2 separate regions of the Mus musculus genome follow, and region 1 is linked to region 2. Evidence: chromatin loops called from intact Hi-C (ENCODE). Cell type or tissue: heart. All regions are shown on one strand. Links, peaks and the distances in the headings refer to the core of each region. The heading gives the core; the rest is flanking DNA.

Region 1 (6,641 bases), core at 2,811-5,310, 410 kb before region 2:
ATTTGCTCCCATAAGTATTTTGTTCCCCCTTCTAAGAAAGACTGGAAGCATCTACACTTTGGTCTCCCGTCTTCTTGAGCTTCATGTTGTCTGTGAATTCTTTCTTGGGTATTCCCAGCTTCTGTGATAATGTCCAATTATCATTTAGTGCATACCGTGTATGTTCTTTGTGATTGGGTTACCTCACTCGGGATGATATTTTCTAGTTCCATTCATTTGCCTAAGATTTTAATAAATTCATTGTTTTTTAATAGCTGAGTTGTACTCCATTGTGTAAATGTATCACATTTTCTGTATCCATTTCTCTGTTGAGGGACATCTTGATCCTTTCCAGCTTCTGCCTATTATAAATAAGGCTGCTATGGACATAGTTCAGCATGTGTCATTATTACATGTTAGAGCATCTTCTGGGTATGTGCCCAGAAGTGGTATTTCTGGGTCCTCAGGTAGTATTATTTCAATTTTCTGAGGAACTGCCAAACTGATTTCCAGAGTGGTTGTACCAGCTTGCAATCCTATCAGCAATGGAGGAGTGCTCTTCTTTTTCCACATCCTTGCCAACATCTGCTGTCCCCTGAGGGTTTGATCTTAGCCATTCTGACTGGTGTGAGGTAGAATCTTAGGGTTATTGTGATTTGCATTTTCCTGATGACTAAGGATGTTGAACATTTTTTAGGTGTTTTTCAGCCATTTGATATCACTCATTTGAAGTAAGCTGCCTAATATGATTAGTTTTTCACACACAGTAGTAAAGGTTGTATATGGAGGGAGATGCCAACTATCTTTCTTAGGTAAGACAATTGTTCAATGTAAATTATATCTGCAACCATTATAAAGAGAACCTGAGCCATAGATCTATTATTCTCATCTGTGATATTCATGATTTGCTTGACAAACTCTAGGAGGTCACATCTACAAGATAGAAGACTGTTTTCCCATGCCAACTGGGATGAGAATCTACATCTCTGAAACAATGTCATGTCCATTTATGAAGGTACTTGATTTCCTGGTGGAACATTAGAAGTATATCAAAATAAACTGCTCTTTAAGAGAAAATTATTCTAAGACCCCCCCCCCCGAATCATAACTAGGAAGACTTTATTAAGAAGCATTTAAATACACATAGGGATGACTTTCACTAAAGTTGATGTCTTACTGTTTCATAAACCCATGTAAGGAAAATGTTGGTCCTCCTTAGATGCATAATATTATGGATAAACAGAATCATCTGAGGTGAAGGAATTTGGACTAATCACATGTACATTAACTTTCTGCAAACAAGTTGACCAGATTTCACCTTGGGAGAGTTTGAGAAGGATCCTGATCAGATATGAATGGTGCTCAGATAAAAAATAATTATTGTTTGTATCCCCCTGATTTGTCAGAATTGCAATTAGATGCAAGAGATGATACAAGGATATGGACAGAATTAACAAACACTTGGAACTCTGAATTGAATATGGCCAAGTATTACTGTGCATATATTTATTTTGAAAAAATATACATTTTAATCATTTGTGGACATAATGGTATATTGATTTCTCTGGTTTAAACAGCCTCTACTGTGGACAGAGAAGGGCCTATGTTTAGGAACATCTTACTCTAAAAACTTTTGAAAAGCCATATGAAAATCAACTATTGTAGATGTATATGAAAATAAATTCATAAAAATTTAAATGGAGGAAACCTATAATGAGGGATACAATACTCCAAATAGATATCATTGGTATGCAAATAAACACACTAGTGCTAAGAATGGTTCACATATCTTTGGTATTAGTCAGAATATGGCTTTGTTCATAAACACTGCATATATTATGTTATAGAGTATAAGGACTTCTGGTTTTCCACTGGAAATGTCCTTGCTTCTGCTATAGGGATTATAATGGTAGAAGGTGTTCTGCATGCTTCCTGAGGAGAAAGTCATCATTAATATCACTCTGACACAAAATCTGAGAGATACAAGGTTAACTGCCCTATAAGATATACCTACTAGAGGAATAGTGTCACAACTGTTAGGGCAGTAACCAACTACATTTTACTGGATGAAGGGATCATTCTGTGAAATGGATCCCAAACCTAATATTGTTAATAAGGAAAGTTTAGACAAGATCGGTCACAAGTCTGGGAAAAAAATCTTACTGCTATTATTCTGCTAAAAGTGCATAGCAGAGTCACCAAACCCGGACGCTATTGCAGATACAGGAAAGTGCTTGCTGATGGGAGCCTGACATGGCTGTCTCCTGAGAGGCTCTGCAAGAACCTGACAAATATAGACTTCTGGGTCCCTGAAGAAGGAGTGGGAGAAGGGACTGAAGGAGCTGAGTGTGATTGCAGCCCCATGTGGGGATCAACAGTATCAACTAGCCAGACCCCCCCCCCCCGAAGCTCCCAGGGACTGGACTACCAACCAAAGGGTATACATGGAGGGACCCATGGCTCAGGCTGCATATGTGGCAGAGGATGGCCTTGTTGAATATCAGTGGGAGGAGCGACTCTTGGTCCTGTCGGGGTTCGATGTCCCAGTGTAGGGGAATGCTAAGGCAGAAAGGCAGGAGTGGGTTGGGGAGCACCCTCATAGGGACAGGGATAGGGGGATGGGATAGGAGGCTTCCGGAGGAGAAACCTGGAAAGCTGATAACATTTGAAATGTAAGTAAAGAAAAGAAGGAGGAGGAGGAGGAGGAGGAGGAGGAGGAGGAGAAGGAGAAGGAGGAGGAGGAGAGGAAGAAGAAGAACCAGAAGAAGAAGAAGAAGAAGAAGAAGAAGAAGAAGAAGAAGAAGAAGAAGAAGAAGAAGAAGAAGAAGAAGAAAAGAGGAAGAAGAAGGAGAAAGAAGAAAGAGGAGGAGAAGGAGGAGGAGGAGAAGGAGAAGGAGGAGGAGAAGGAGGAGGAGAGAAAGAAGAAAGAAGGAAAGAGAGAGAGAGGGAGAGAGAGAGAGAGAGAGAGAGAGAGAGAGAGAGAGAGAGAGAGAGAGAGAGAGAGAGAGAGGAAAGGAGGGAGGGAGGGAGGGAGGGAGGGAGGGAGGGAGGGAAAGAAGGAAACAGAATGAATTAAAAATAGGAATGCAGCATCACTGTCTCCTGAGAGGCTTCATCCAGTAACAGAGGAAGGCAGATGCAGTAACTCACAGCCAAACACCAGACAGAGCCCAGGAAGTCTTGTGGAAGAGTGTAGAATAGCCATTTACAAGTCGGATAGGTCAAGGACAACATAAGAAGTCCCACAGAGTCAACTGGCCAGGGATCATGGGGCCTCACAGAGTCTTGACCACCAAAGAGGGAACTGCAGGATCTGGAGAGAGACTATCTACTCATCTTTAGCAAAAGTACAGCTTGATCTTCATGTTGGTCCCCTAACAAGTGGAGTTTGTGCTGTCTCAGTCTCTGCTCCTTGCCACTGGTTACCACATCTGCTACCTGGGCTGCCTGGTTGGTCCTCAGTGAGATAGGATGGGCTAGGACTAGATGTACCAGGTGGGGTGGTACTCAAGGTAGGTCTCCCCTTCTCTGAGGGGAAAGGAGGGGGTATTGGGGAAAGGGGTTTGTAAGGTTGAGATTGGGGGGAGAGCTGTCATCAGAAGGTAAAGTGAATGAAAAAAAAATCCCCTTCTCCTCATAGAAGGCAAGGGAGTAATGGAAGGCCCATTTGTGATGGTGGGACTGGGAGGAAAGAAAGAAGGGGAGCTGTGATCTGGATGTAGAATGAATAAATAAAACTAGGAAAGAGGATAGCATTTGAAATTTAAATGAAGAAAATATCTAATAAAAATAAATATTAATAAATGAAAAACAAAATAAATAGAAAGTCTAAACAGAGAAAGGAGCTGAACAGAGCCTTCAGGGATATACAATAATACAGGAAAAGCTGATGCCACTACTTGATTTTTTTTTTCAAATTCTGTAAAATAATCTTTTGTGACCATCATGAAATATTCTTTTCTATCTCTACTACATTTAGTAACTTCTCAATTAGTCTTGGCTTTTATGTACATTAGGAAGATTAGTATAAAGGGTCCATATGTATCATGTATTTCTTCCCTGACCTGAGGAAGCCAGAAAATGAAAACAAATCTATTAACAAATCAAATATTGTATCTTTTTGCCATATGATATGATACAAAAATTAGAAAAATGTGCTAGCTGTTATTTTAGATAATTTATCTCTTAATTGTTCCTCATCTCAATACTGGTGAAATATAACCCATCAGGATTTGTATTCGGAAAAACACTAAACCAAAAGAACTAGCCAAATATTCCCACAGAGAAATCAGTAGGGCATTACATTCCAAAGTAGGAGGATGGACTGCATACGATTAATATTTAGTGTTCGGAGATATCTCAAAGAGTAAATCCTTTCAAATATCTCCTGGTACTGGTTGCAAAACAATGTTGTATCTCTGAGATCCCCAGGATGTGTCCTGAAAACTGTAAATATTAGAACTTCCAGTTGATGCCTGTGTTACCACAATGAAGAGTGCTAAGTAACTGGTGCCTCTAGATGGCAGCACAATTTAATTTCCAAGAGAAAAGCAAAGAATTTCAAGAGATCCCTAACAGCAGGCCATTTGCTTTTTGTTTTAGAGTTTAGCCTTAAACTTCACTTTCCTCTTTGAATCACTGTCTACTAAATATTCTAATGCGGTCCAGCTGTGTTCCACCCTGAAAGAAGGAAACAGAATATCCGAGGATCTGTGTTCTCACAGGATCAAACCATAGTAGTGGACTAAACACAAAATAGAATGTACTGACTAAGTCCAAACCAGGCATGGTAACCAAACCCCCGATTATAAAGTGTAGGGTAAAATACAGTTCAGCTTTGCTAGGAAACACAATCAGCAAGCAAAATACCAGTATAATCTCTTACAAAGTCTACTGTATAGGCTGTCTAATTTTCTCAGACAAGGTTAACAAAATAATGTTTCAAAGTCCACAGAGGAAGCTCTCACCCACTCCAGAGATACAGTCTGAGATTATATCTCAGAAAGAGCCTGAGGTAGGAGTGCCTGAAGGCTTAATCCAGTCACCAACACAGCCAATCCAAAAGAGGCCAGAGTTGAGGGGTGGGCCAACTATTTAGATATTTGGGATTTAAAGCCAGAGAGAGGTGTTGCTGGGATAGGTCCAGAGACTTCAGCAACTTTTGAAGAGTTGAGTCTGTGGAGTGGATTGAGGCAGAGGCAGTCACCTCAGGTGAGATCATGCCCCTACCAAGGCAGAATCTGAAGTGGCCATGAAGGGGAGACAGAAAGAAAAAAAGAGGGGGGGGAGGGAGGGAGGAAGGGAGGGAGGGAGGGAGGGAGGGAGGGAGGAAGGAAGGAAGGAAGGAAGGAAGGAAGGAAGGAAGGAAGGAAGGAAGGAAGGAAGGAAGGTATTAAAGGTGCTTGCCACCACTGTCTGGCTTCTATGATTTTCCATAGGACACTATTCTAATGGAGGTAGTGGCCATGGAGTTTGGTTGCATAATCCCACGTATAGGACAGAAAGATTCCTGTGATTCTTCCCAAATCCTAATAGAAGACATCATACAATTTTTTATTTAAGCAACAAGAGTTTAAGACAAGCTCAATACCTACTGTAGATAAGGAAGAGATAGGATGTGTGGCCTGAACTTTGCCATCAATGTAAAATTAGAATCCAATATCAAATAATAGAAGCTTGTCTGAGTAGAGATCATGAGTTAGTGATATCCTAAGTTCATGGTTTGTTGTTGTGGTTTTTGTTATTGTTTTTCTTTCTTCTCTTCTCTTCTCTTCTCTTCTCTTCTCTTCTCTTCTCTTCTCTTCTCTTCTCTTCTCTTTTCTTTTCTTTTAAGCTTCTGAATCTCACGGATAGGTAGATCTTTCTGAATTAGTAACATACAGTACACCATGGGCTCTTCAGTTTTCATTGAATCTCATAACCACCAGTGAATGATTTAGATCAAACATATCCTTAGCCTTTTCCATAATCTTGGAAATGTATTTGGAGGTATAGTTCAAAGAATTTTATCAACTAATGGCTTCTTTTTGCAGAAAAGAGAGAAAAGGGCATTTTTAAAAGTCTGTGTGTAGCTATATCTTAAGTTTTCTCCCCTCTCCAGGTACTTGAGACATGGCTGCTGTTGTCTTCATAGCCTTCCTGTATTTGGGAGTGGCCTCAGGTGTTCCAGTACTTGATTCAAGTTTGGATGCTGAATGGCAAGACTGGAAGATAAAGTATAACAAATCATATAGCCTGGTTGGTAATGTGAAAACTGTCCAGAAGGGCCTAAGAGTGAATTGTCATTGCTGTTGCAAGTGTTAAAGCACATGAGATGTCACAGTTCCATGCCCCCCCAAAAAAGCCCACCACCATTAAGAACTTATCTAATCACAACCACTGGTAGAACAGGGTGGTCAGATTCCCCTTGGTAGATGCCTGGATATAGGGTTTTTGATCCCTCTCTATGGACTCTATTCACCTGCAGCAGCTAGTCCACAAGGGCAGATTAAGAAGGAGTTTAATCAGAAAGAATAATACTCATTACACTCATTTCTAGAAGGAAGAAAAACTGAAGAGAGTGGTTTGGGAAGAAAAATTGAAAATGATCAAACTACACAACAGGGAGAACAGCCTGGGTAAGAATGGCTTCACCATGAAAATGAATGAATTTGGTGACCAGG
Region 2 (6,641 bases), core at 1,349-3,848:
TGCCCTGAGAAGGGTGCACTGCCCCCTCCCCTCCCCTCCGCCCTTGCATCTCAGTCCATAAAGACCCTACCCAAGCCAAGGCTGCCCTCACCGGGACACCACTGAGCTAATGGAATTGTAGGACGTGCCACTGTTACAGCTTGAGGCATAGGCCTCCTGGCCATTGCCATCAAGGTTGATCTTGAACACAGAGGAGGCCTTCAGTAAAAAGTCCGCAGCATCCCGGCGCCCCAGCTCCCGAAGTTTGGATATAAGGATGCCCACCGTGCTCTCAGGGTAGGAGGTCCATTCCTGTAGCAAGGCATGCACTGGGCTAGGGAGGAAATCCCTAGAAGCCCTGTTGTTGACGTTGTGTTTGGCCACCATGTCTGGGAGGCCCAAGTTCATGGCCAGAAGGCACCAGTCCTTCCCCATGGGGTCGGGTGGGTCAAGCAGGCGACTCAGTTTCCTCCGGGTCAGGAGACTCAGGTCTGACGCATGGATATCCATGCCAAGACTGGCCTGTGAGTAGACGTCATGACACCCAAAGCACGTGATGCTGCTGAAGCTCTCCTTGTACCCACCCATGGTGTTGGTAAGGGAACTCTCTTTCAGGGTCTGCGCACGGAAGAAGTCCCGGGGCTGATAGACCATGACCGGTTCGTGGTGCTCCCTTAGCTGCTGGGGGCTCAGGTAGTGCTTCACCGTCAACAACCCTGGCAAGGTGGTGGCCATGACGGTCTCGATGGTGCTGCACACCGAGTCCAGCAGCAGGCAGCACTTAATCTTCTCCGTCTCCAGGCCACGCACCTGTACCTCGATGCCCTGACCGTGATTGACCAGCAGCACCAGCAACTCAGCCCCGCGGTTGGCGATCCTGCAGCCGCTCACCCACAGACGGATGTCCGCATCACCCTCCGCGCTTTGCTGGTGGATCCATCGGCACAGGTTGACCTGAACTTTGTGAAAGATGCCACAGGGGAAGGGGGTGAGGTGCTCTACAGGGACAATGCGCACCCCACCGTACACCATCACCTCATCCTCCTCATCCGCCCAGGAGCGCTGCAGGCTGTCTGTTTTGATCAGAGCAGGGATATCCACCATAGTCCCACTACTCAGGTCTCGGGCGCAGATGTCCATGGCATCCAGTATCTGCAGCAGCTCCTCCACGTCACTGTCTGGGACCAGACGCTGGATGTCTTCCATGGTGTAGCGGCCCCGGTAATGGTGCAGGGCTCGGGGCGTCTCCACAGACAGCAGCTTCCCCAGGACGTTGGTGCAGAGCCATCGAGGATCCAGCAGTAACACGTCCTGCACTGTCTCACTCTGCATGATGTTTATCTGCCAGAGGGGGACAACTCAGAGTCATCAGACAGAAAGGAAACCCAGGCCAAAGGCACTCATAACCCAGAGCTCAGCGGGGGAATCCCAAGAAGACTCAGTGAGGGACGGATCCATGGCCTCAGTCGGAGAGGATGTGACAGTGTGGATTGGTTCTGGGAGGAGGGGGCCCAGCTCCCCCTTCTTGGAGAAAGGGAAAGGAGAATGGGAGGCGGGGCTTGTGAGGGTGGGGCAAGGAGAAAGGGGCTGCGATTGGGATATAAAGTAATAAATTATTAATTAACGGAAAAACAAAAACAAAACAAAACAAACAAACCAGACCCCTGATCGACACTGGTTCAGGAATGTCAGAGGAGAGTTTCTCAGAAGCAAATTCCCATAAAGGTAAAAATTGAAAATATGTTAAAGATAGAAACAAGAGCAACCAACCAAAGCAATAAGCAAAAAAAATGAAGGGAGACTTGGAAAGGAGGAAAGATGAGAGAATGAAAAGGTTGGCTTCTGATGGAGTCTGAGGTGGAATCTAGAAGAAACACACACACACACACATACACACTCACACACAAATGAATAAAAGCAGCTATCAAGAGAGATTTTCAGGGTAAACAGAAACTCCCATGAGAAGACAGTAAGCTTCCCCACTGTCCTGAGTCAGGCTGTTTCTGAGTTGTGGACATGTGTTTTATTGAGTTCTGTGTGAGAACAATCTTGTCTATGGAGAGAATGGTTTATGGGTAATGGCACAAAATCAACGAAAAGGATGAGAGAAAGGACACGAAGGAATCAAAATGCAAATAATCAGTCAATGTCAGCTGAGATTTGAGGACACGAGGATTCATAGTAGTGTCTGTAGTTTGTCTGAGACAAGGTGTCACTATGTGGTCTCAACTGGACCTCGTCTTTCTGAGGGCTAGTCCCATGACACACGTAATTCATGGCAATGGAATCCCCACCCCCAAAATGTTCAGGATATTGTAACTACCATACCAATAAAATGTAAAGTTTAAGTCACTTACTTTTTAAAAATATGATGTAAGGTTTTTTGTTTTTTAAGTTTGCCCCTGTGATGAACAGGGGCAGTTGAACCCTTCACCTGAAAGAGGGAACACCAGACAGCGACCAGTGTATCTATTTATTTAACAGAACAAAAGTTGGAGGAGGAAATGTGAGAAGAAAACAAAACTGAGATAGAAATCGCTTTTTCCTTCTGGGCCCTTTCAGGATATTCCATGAATTAAAGTTCTCTTGAGCGGACTTTCCCGGCAGGGGGCTCTGGTGCCACCTGCTGGCCATGGCACTCTACTGCCTTCATTTTTAAGCCTCAGAGGTAACTTCCCCAGGAGATGGTCCACTTTCTCCAAGGCATTGACTCAGTGGATCCCCCTTTGCCACTTCAAGCTAACTATTGCTATTTCTTTATGGTCGATAAGAACAAAGCTTGACCCGTGGAGGAGGAAGCTAAGGAGCTGCAGTTCTTAACCAGGCTCCAGCTGTGCAGAACTGGTCCACATCGCTGACGCTTCCTTTGCTCTTCCCTCTTTCTTCCAATCTTTATTTCTTAAAGTCTCCTGCTCAAGGAGAGAGGGAATGTGATATGACTATTAAGAAGGTTATATGTCATAGCTTAGAAAAATGTCTGGTCAAGACCTAGTAGGTAAGAGAATCCTGTCAAAGGAGAAAGCTTATTTTTATGGGGAAGACACCTTTTTGTTTCTGGCTTTGGCTCCACCGGTCTCCTTCCTTGAATTCAGCTGCTTTATAGTACTGCTAGTCAGTCAGCCAATCAGCTGGCAGTAGACTTGGAGTTTAAAGGCTGACATCACTGCCTGAGGTCCTTCTGGGCCACTAGCTCTAGCTTGAGTATTAGTTCCAAAAAATAAACAACAAAATAAAATTAAACAAGATAAACAATAGGCTTTGAGCTGGCACCCGAAACCAACAAACCCAGCTTCTGGTTTTCAGGATTCTCAGAACTGCTTTTAATTGTTAATAATCACAGCTGCTGCTCTTGGCCCAGCCTAGTCCATGCAGCCACTTGACTTCATAGGAGGAAGGAGGGAATGGCTATGCCACTTCTGGGGACAGGCATACAATGCATTAAAACAGAGCTTCCATGCTGGAATAAGTCTTCCACAACCAAGAGCAAAGACTCCAATTTCTGTCATTTTTGGTGGGTGTTGCTTGCTGAGGGGGGTCATTAAATGCATGGTCCTGACTTAGGGGCACCATGCACATGGGAGTGTCTTACTGTCCACAGTCCACATCGGAGTGTCTTATTATCCACAGAGACCATCGCCATGAAGACTGCTTGTGGAACTGTCTCAGTATTTGTCAACCCAGGACCATTTCTGGAGCCAGAGCTGCTCAGTTACCTCAGAGCAGCCAGCCTAAGGCTGCCAGGAAGAACAGGGAGGTAGAGGGTGTCTGAGGGGACAACAGAGAGGTAGTAACTCAAGACAAGAATAACTAACTAACTAACTAACTAACTCACTGACAGGATCTAGAAGACATCAGCAAAACAAACAAACACACAGATAAACCAGCACAGCAGACCTAAGGCAGACATACATGGGCAATAGTTGTTCCACCTGATGCGAGGTTTGCACACATCTCAGTTCTAATAATGCAACTGGTAGCCTGAGACCCTTATCTGAATGACCTGTGCACACACACAACACTCCAAACAATGCATGTAGCTGCCTGTTAACATCCTAACATCCTAGGACCCCAACCTCCATCAAGCTACACACACACTTTCTTTCTCTCTCTCTCTCTCTCTCTCTCTCTCTCTCTCTCTCTCTCTTTCTCTCTCTCTCTCTTACACACACACACACACACACACACACACACACACACACACACACTGGAACCAAGTTTCTCCTCCTTGTAACAACCAAAAAGCCTTCCTTTCAAGTTCTTGAATAAAAGACCCCAAACCCTGAAACACCCAGCCCAGACTCTGAGCTAACACTAAGGAGGAGAGGAAGAGAGCAGAAATTCCGTATGACTTGGCAGGATGAAGAGAGCCTCCTATGATGAGATATTATACGTAGCAGGACCCTTTGGCAGGCAGGGCTCACCCACCCCCAGGCCTCACCTCGCCCGTGCTGTGTAGCTGTTGTGCAATGCGCCTGAGGTCATCCTCAGAGGCCAGGGGGTTCAGCTGGTCCTGCACGTCATACACAAACTGCTGCAGCGACATCAGCTGGTTTGGCCCGTTGAGCTTCCGCCAGGAGGGCAGCGTGGAGATGATCTTCTCGCACAGGTGAGTCATGGGCGAACACCCCTAGACACACAGGTGGGACAGGTTAGCCACTGCACAACTGTGAAGCTCTAAGAACCGTGAGCGACGGTATTCATCCACGCAGCACATACCCGGAGGAAGAGGGGAAGAGATTGGCGATTTACTGGCTCAGTACTGGGTTAATGACTAGTGTTGTCTTTAGGCAGGGAGGGGGTGGTAGTGATCTTATGTGCAAGAGATGAACAGTCCTTGCAGCTATATTTTAGGAACTAGGAACTCAGCTAACGTTCACCGGTGCCTAATGCTTCACTCATACCTCCCCTGCCTCCAGCTTCTATCTCTACTCCCTTCCTCCCTCCTCACGAGTTAGGTAATCATCTTAGTCAGAAACAGTAAGGTTATGCAGAGTGAGGCAGAAAAATGAGAATTTTATCAACGTCAGAGTGGATTCACAGGATCCGCTGATGCAGTATCATTAGACCAATAGTTAGCAATTGGCTTAAAATTGGTGTTTTACCTATCAAGGTGATAAAGCAGGCCAGCATATACTTCACAGTCCTATAATTCCACACGATCCTAATTGGGAACCGTCTAGGCATCACATCATTAATTACACAAAATTCTTCTTATGTCACCTTAACTCAACTCCTTACTTTATAAAAAGCAAAGCTGGGGAGAGGGGGCCAAAGAGATGGCTCAGGGGTTTAGAGCACTTATTATTCTTTCAGGGGACTGGGCTCCATTCTCCACTCCAGCATCAACATGGTGGCTCATAACCTTCCATAACTCCAACTCCAGAGATCTGGCATTCGCTTCTGATCTTTGTAGACACATACATATATGCAGGCAAAACATTCACATGCATACAATTTTTAAAAATGAATAAAAAAATTTTTTAAAGGCAAAACTGTCAAGGATGGAGGCCATTCATTTAGGGCATCACCTGGAGGGGAGTGGGTCTGCAAAGAAGCTGGCAAGGCCACGGTCAAGCCTGGGAAATTCAAAGGCTCCCAGTTGCCTGAGGGACAGGCATTTTGATCCAGATCTGGAAGGAGACCCTGGCTTCTTCGCTGAGTATTTGTCCCCATGTCACATCTTGCTGACCCTGTGGGACCAAGTCTGCCAGACCACTCCCTATCACAACTGAGAAATCATGCTGTGCCAAGAGGAAAGCAAGGGTCTGTGAGACACAGGGGTGGTGTGTTTGCCAGGTCTGGGTCTTCTGGGGATCCTGAAAGCAAACCTAGAGCAAGGGCTCATGACAGAGGCCTGGGTGTTTCCCAGCACAGAGTACAAGGTGGCCCCACCTCAGGAGAGAGAGCTGCACCCTTCACTCAGGACAAAGGGAACCTCCTGAGGCTGTTCAGCCTTTCCAGTCACAGTGCTCTTTATCCCTCTAGCAGCCTTGGTCTAGGGAATCCTCCATCCCCCACATGCACTGGCATCTGCCCTCACCCAGGTATCACTTTATGCTGCATGACTTTCTTCTGATGAGGAAAAAAAAATACCACTTTTCAAATAGTTATAATTCCTCTGAAAACTTTTAGAAGGATTCCTCAGTCCTGAGCTATTTTAAAAACACATTCTCCAAAATTCCCCTGTGTCAGAAAAGGCTAAAAGCGCACAAAAGTGAGGTTCTGGAGATGACACATTGTTTTGCATGGCTGCCATGGGTAATTCTGAACTGCAAGGCTTTCAGAAGTCTCATCTCAGGCTTGATTCTTATTGCTGATATGCCTTTCCTGGCATTTACATTAATATAACAATTCCTGGGCATAAGTCTACCCTACTGGGCAGATTTTCTGCACATCAACAAAGATGTACTCTTTTGTAGCAATGTAGAAGGCTGCAATTGGAGCTCTGGAAACCTTCACATGTCACGGACTAATTGCACAAAGATAGAATAAAGAAGGAGTGAAACAGATTTATGATCAGGGAAAACATTCCTTCTGGGCCAGCTGTGAAACCGTGATCTGATAACCAAAGGTCCTAAACTGAGAATGAACAATTTATTGTAGGTACAAGGACAGAAGATAAAAATAGTGGCTAGATTTATCTCTTTAAAACTCCCATTTTA

What was found. Peaks named below come from ENCODE experiments on the same cell type or tissue, not always from the same donor. Only the 100,000 strongest peaks of a DNase experiment are listed, where the experiment ranks them.
Region 1: it touches region 2 in a loop (3-fold over the local background); 2 of 42 quality-filtered maps call a loop at or near these places.

The regions. Positions count from the first base shown.
Region 1 is chr13:61,162,680-61,169,320 of GRCm38, reverse strand. Ctsr (cathepsin R) reads left to right here and starts at 5,133. Exons shown (of 8, transcript NM_020284.1): 1 at 5,133-5,190; 2 at 6,080-6,216; 3 at 6,518-6,640. The coding sequence starts at 6,091. In heart, for the core only: no CTCF peak of the experiment used is centred there; no DNase peak of the experiment used is centred there.
Region 2 is chr13:60,755,314-60,761,954 of GRCm38, reverse strand. Dapk1 (death associated protein kinase 1) reads right to left here. Exons shown (of 26, transcript NM_029653.3): 25 at 4,418-4,606; 26 at 1-1,320. The coding sequence ends at 88. Among named protein-coding and RNA genes, the nearest start is that of BC051665, 28 kb to the left of the region's middle. In heart, for the core only: a CTCF peak has its summit at 2,611 (motif pointing left); no DNase peak of the experiment used is centred there.